2 separate regions of the Mus musculus genome follow, and region 2 is linked to region 1. A link is a contact called in ENCODE Hi-C or POLR2A ChIA-PET data. All regions are on one chromosome and are shown on one strand. Each heading gives the region's core, a stretch centred on a gene start or an enhancer-like site at or near the end of the contact. The rest is flanking DNA. Distances are from core to core; before and after follow the strand shown.

The links. Hi-C counts contacts between places; a loop is a spot of excess contacts on that map. ChIA-PET counts read pairs that join two places held with the same protein, here RNA polymerase II (POLR2A).
Region 2: a map of left cerebral cortex shows a loop between it and region 1 (4-fold over the local background). The contact joins the promoter of Paxx here to the promoter of Fbxw5 in region 1. A Hi-C loop is called at or near these places in 6 of 37 maps with a recorded cell type or tissue (heart and left cerebral cortex). POLR2A ChIA-PET finds 5 or more read pairs at or near these places in 2 of 5 experiments (Patski and embryonic stem cell).

What each region holds. Positions count from the first base shown.
Region 1 is chr2:25,499,309-25,502,087 of GRCm38, reverse strand. It overlaps Fbxw5 (F-box and WD-40 domain protein 5), which reads right to left and starts at 1,338. Exons shown (of 9, transcript NM_013908.5): 1 at 1,202-1,338; 2 at 1-152. The coding sequence starts at 129. It overlaps C8g (complement component 8, gamma polypeptide), which reads left to right and starts at 1,582. Exons shown (of 7, transcript NM_027062.2): 1 at 1,582-1,994; 2 at 2,113-2,249; 3 at 2,429-2,499; 4 at 2,583-2,690. The coding sequence starts at 1,857.
Region 2 is chr2:25,459,711-25,462,489 of GRCm38, reverse strand. It overlaps Paxx (non-homologous end joining factor), which reads left to right and starts at 1,396. Exons shown (of 7, transcript NM_153557.1): 1 at 1,396-1,703; 2 at 1,775-1,835; 3 at 1,996-2,045; 4 at 2,133-2,323; 5 at 2,416-2,481; 6 at 2,631-2,715. The coding sequence starts at 1,579.

The DNA.
Region 1 (2,779 bases), core at 89-2,588:
CTCATCCCGGGACACAGCCTGCCATTGGCGGCATACCAGCCCAGCAGCCAGCACATCTGCAGGGCCCAAACTCAGGAAGATCTGGTAGACAAGGCTGTCGGGGAGCAGGGGCAGGCCCCCCTCATCCATCGTGACATTCTGCCCAGACGGTCCTGAAACCCACCAGTGGCGGCTCTGAACCCAAGCCTCCTCATCGCCAACCCCAGGGAGAGACTGATAGTCTGGGGTTCCAGACATGGCAGTCCTAGCTAGCCCCACCAACTGCCCACCGGAGAATTCCACTGCACTGAGCATGTGCGGGGGGAGGGGAGGGATGTGTGCATCTCTCTTTGTGTGTACAAGTAGCACTGCCCCACCACAGACCCAACACTTCTTGAAGGACCCAGGCAGTAACGTTGCACCACCTTACATTCTCCAGGACACCAAAGGACTTGCTGGACCAGACAGCAAGCCCCTGAGTACTACTAGGCCAGGTAGAACCTGCGAAGTGGGGGGCAGCCCCACTTTCCAGGTGGGGGCCTTTGATGCCTTCCCCAATGCTACAGGGCACAGGGAGGCAGGTGAGCACAAGACAAGCAAACAGGTCTGGGCTGCTCAAACTGGCAGGTCCAAGGTTTAGCAGCCCACCCTGTCTTTGACCTTGCTGCTATAGGACTTCAGGCCAAGGCTGACTTTCTTCTGAGAAGGGGTTCCTGCTAGCCAGTGGCATATGTCGTTCTGGACTCAGGAGACAGCCTGGCCAGGAGGGTGGTTAAGAGTGATTGGGGTTTCTGAATGTCAGAGGAGACATCAGGGACCACGCTTTGCTGCTTAGCTAGAGTGGGCAGCAGCTCCTTCATTCACCCACTGAACACCGGAGGGTGGATTGGGACGACGTCAACCTGCCAAGGCCATCACTGGCCAGATAAGGCCACCAAAGGCTGTACAAGTGTAGACATTGCAGGAAAAAAATATGGTGACAGTGAACAAAGCCCGTGAAGGTGACAAAAGCCAGTTAAAGTAGGACAAGGCAGAGCGAGGCCCATGACCGGGACCAGGCCCGAGAAAATAAACGAAGGCCACGATCGGGGACAAGGGACACCGAAGGTGGCAGAAGGCTGGTGAATGCAGGACTGGGAGTAATGGGGCACAAGGCTGGTGACTGGGGACAGGGCAGATGACACAGGTGAGTGAGCACGGCGGGGCCAAAGCCGGGACTCACCGCGGTGCCTCTGCCCGCTGCGCTGCGCCCGGCTTCCGCCGCCGCTCTAGTCTCCACCTCCACGTCTTTATGGAGGCGCCAGGCTCGACGCTGAGAGCCCCGAGGCATCGATGGACCGTTCCCCCCCCCCCCCCTTCCCCGTCTTGCGCCTGCGCCTCAGGCTCCGACTAGCAGCCAGCGTTTCTTATGCGCCTGCGCAAACTCTTACTTTCCGAGCGTTCTGACTCACAGAACAGTACTCACTCCTGGCTACCCTAAAGGACGGAGGATTGAGCCAGGCTCAGCTGGGCCGGTTCGAGACTCTGCCTCTGCTCTCTCTGCTGCTGGGCTTTGAACAAGTGACTTTATGAGCACGTTCTTGTTGGTTGTGGAGTTAAAGACAGTTATTGCATGCATAGGGTTGAGCACTGACCACAAGTGGAAATAGGGGTGCAGAGGTCAACTCTTAACTTTGCACTTGGGACACAATGCCCAGCTCCTATCAAGGCTAGGTTCTAGGATGGACCCTGGCTTGGGTTAGGGGTTCAGTAATCGGAAGACAGATGTGGACTTCCTGGACTGTGCTTCCTGTGGCACTGGACAGTGGACTCTGACCTAGGACAGTGCACCCCTCCACCTCGCTGTCCTGTCACCTACTGTCCGTAGCAGGTTGGCCATGCTGTCTCCAGGGGCTGTGTTGTTCTTCACCCTGCTCTTGACAGCCAGTTCGCTGGGCCAAAGGACTCGAAAGCCTATTGGGTCTACCTCCCCCATCAGCACTATCCAGGCCCAGGTCAATTTCAGTGCTCAGAAGGTAAAATCTGGGAGTGAGTGGGGGTAGGTAAAAGAGCAATAAGAACCTGCCTAGCTTGGCGGGATTGGTCCAGGGTGCCCCATTTCCCCAGTCCTGAGCACTCATAGTCAACTTCCAGTTTGCAGGGACATGGCTCCTGGTGGCTGTGGGCTCTTCGTGCCGCTTTCTTCAGGAGCAGGGACACCGAGCTGAGGCCACCACATTGCACGCAGCTCCCCAGGGTGCAGCTATGGCTGTCAGCACCTTCCGAAAGCTGTGAGTCCCAGCAGGACTTCATCCCAGCCCCTGAGCCCATCTTACTCTGCCCTCCTGACTCTAAACCTCATCTCTAGCTCTTCTGTGGCCTAGATAGCTATCCCATATGGCCTCTCCTGGGTTGGGGTTCCTAGAGTCTGGGTGCCTCCTCTTATGACATACCTTCTTCCCCTCCCCAGAGATGGGATATGTTGGCAGGTACGCCAACTCTTTGAGAACACAGGGGTCCCTGGCCGCTTCTTGTTCCAAGGTGAGGCAGGGGCATCAAGGGAGAGGGCTCTGGGCTGGAGGCAGAGGGGAAAGGACTGATGTGCTGTTGTGGTTCTGCCGCAGTCTCACGGGCCCGTGGACCAGTGCATATGGTGGTTGCTGAGACTGACTATCAGAGCTTTGCCATCCTGTACCTGGAACAGGGAAGGAAGCTGTCTGTGAAACTATACGGTGCGGACTAGTCCTGTGATCATACATGGCCTGTGCTTTTCACACATGACCTGTGCTCTGCATCCTCCAGGTCCACCTTGATGGACAGG
Region 2 (2,779 bases), core at 147-2,646, 40 kb after region 1:
TGGCTCTGGCTCTGGCTCTGGCTCTGGCTCTGGCTCTGCCTCTGGCTCTGCCTCTGGCTCTGCCTCTGCCTCTGGCTCTGGCTCTGGGGCTCTGGCTCTGACTCTGGCTCTGGCTCTGGCTCTGGCTCTGGCTCTGGCTCTGGCTCTGGCTCTGGCTCTGGCTCTGGCTCTGGCTCTGGCACAGGCAGGCCTCCATACTTTAATATCAAAGGTTTTCCTGGGTTGCCTTGTGCTGTGGTGAGCAATGCAGTAGGGATGGGAGAAATGACAGACATCATTTCTGCCATATTCCAGTGGCTAGAATAGAAGCAAGACCTTAGATGCAGCTTCTAGGAGGGGGTCAGACAATGGTGGAGATGCAGGCAGACATCAAGGCTGAGCCAGAAACTCCTAAAACCAGGATGTACGGTACACAGTGAAAAGCAGGGAAAGTAAGACATGGGAGAGAGGGATGGAGACTTGAGCAGAGGTGAAATGTTCTACATGGATCCTCAAGAGGACACTTTCAAAAGAACTACAGGTAAGTACACCCGGCTGGAGACAGGCAAAAACCCATGCACGCAAAGGCTCTAGTCCGGAGCCTCAGCAGGGTTGAGCAAAACTAGAGGAAAGTGGGAATTGAGTATGTTTGGCTGATGGCACTTTTCAAATGTTAGCACAGTTCACCAAGTTACTAACCACTCTCACCATGGTTCTCATAGGTTCATGCTAGCCCTCTTCCACAGCCTTGGGAAGACTTCTGTTCCCATCAGGCCTCCTCCTGAGCACACCCTTTGCTGGGCTCCATTCTCTGCAGGTGGCATCAGCCCCTACTATGCAGGCCCTGTGTGGATTCTCATGAGCATTTGCTGCAGTGTGAGTGCTGTCCTGTCGGACTAGTCATCTCTCCCATTAGATCTCAGGTTCCAGAGACCTCCTGTTGGTGAAGGTGTCCTCAGGGCTGACAGGTATCACACAGAGGGTGGTGACTCAGACAATGGGAGGGTATTGCCCGGGAGAAAACTGCATCTCCAAACGTTTCCACATGTACTGTACTTACTCTTGTATTTTGGTTTGTTACAACTCAGCTTTAGAAAGAGATGTGTTTATATCTAAAGTGACAGGAAGGGACAAGTGACCAACAGTTTGGAGGCCCTGCAGTACAAGCCCTTGGGGGATAGATAGGAAAGAAGACCGGCATTGAAGAGCGGCAGATATGTTGCTAAGAAGGACCCAGAAAAGCGGAAGAGCACAAGGAGTGAGACCATAGTAGATCTCTGTTTGGATGCAAGGGCCAAAGAACAGAGCCCAGAATAGCACTGAGTAGCTAATGCGCTAAGCCCCGCCCTCCGAGTGCTTCCCGCCCCGCCCCACGTGCTAAACCCCGCCCTTTAGTCAGCCTCTTACTTAATGCCTGGTACCCGGAAACAATGTCAACCTTGAGTACCGCCCATCGCCTCGTCCTTCCGTCCCTCCAGAAACCAGAAGTTCCGCCGCCGAGCGAACACCTTAGATTGTGAGTCACCGAGTTTGTACTTCTGCGCAGGCGCCCTCAGCCCACATCTAACTTGGCTCCTGCGGCGAGACCGCCCTGCTGTCATGGCTCCTCCGTTGTTGTCGCTGCCGCTTTGTATTCTGCCGCCGGGTTCGGGCTCCCCCCGCCTGGTGTGCTACTGCGAGCGGGATAGTGGTGGAGACGGGGACCGCGACGACTTCAACCTCTAGTGAGTGGAGTCTAGGGATGTGGGGTGCGGGAGCATAGCGGGCACGGTGCCTGACAGCCCCTCCCACCCAGTGTGACGGACGCCGCCGAGCTCTGGAGCACCTGCTTCTCGCCTGACAGCCTGGCGAGGCTCGTGAGTAACAGTGCTGGGGATAGGAGACAGCTGGTAGCTTGCCACCCTCCCCCTCCCCGTGGCAGTGGTTCTAATAGCATTTCCAGGGTAGGGCAGTTTGGAATGTCCAGTGGGTCCAGGGTCCTGGGCGGGGTTAGTGACAATTCCTTGTTCCCAGCAGAAAGCCCGATTTGGCCTAAGTGGGGCTGAAGATATCCATTCCCGGTTCAGGTGAGTTCCAGTTAGGGAGGCCATGTGAATGAGAAGCTTGGGGTAGTGCTAACACATCCTGGCCATAACACACATCTCCCTCCTTAGGGCAGCCTGCCAACAGCAGGCAGTAACTGTAAGCCTGCAAGAAGACAGAGCATTGATAACCCTTTCAGGGGATACCCCTGCCCTGGCCTTTGACCTCTCCAAGGTGCCCAGCCCGGAGGCAGCCCCCAGGCTGCAGGCTTTGACTCTCAGCCTGGCAGAGCATGTATGCAACCTAGAGAGGCGGCTGGCAGGTACTGTATGTGTGGGCACCTGTACCTTCCCTCAGGGGCATGCTTTTGCAGACCCTCCTGGCATTGAGTGAGATGCCACGACTCTCTCTTAGCTGCAGAAGAGACCATCACTAGCCCCAAGAAGAACACCCAGCCAGCAGGCACTCAGTTCTTACCAGGTAAGGGGTGGGCCTGGCATGTGGGCTGGGGCTGCTCTTTCTCTGGAACTGCCTCTCCAGATGTCTCATGGGAGAATCTTTCCATGTGGACAGAGTTCTGGCCAGGGTTCTTTGGAGTTCAAGATTTCCCTGATCCTATTTTCTGGCAGAACTTGATCACCAGAGAGGCAGCTCTGGGCCTGGGGTCAGGAGACGGTGTCCAGGGGAGTCTCTCATTAACCCTGGCTTCAAAAGGTACTTGCCACCTGTCTCCCCTGCCCTGGTCCCTTCCTTTTCTTCTATGTATTTACATACTCTT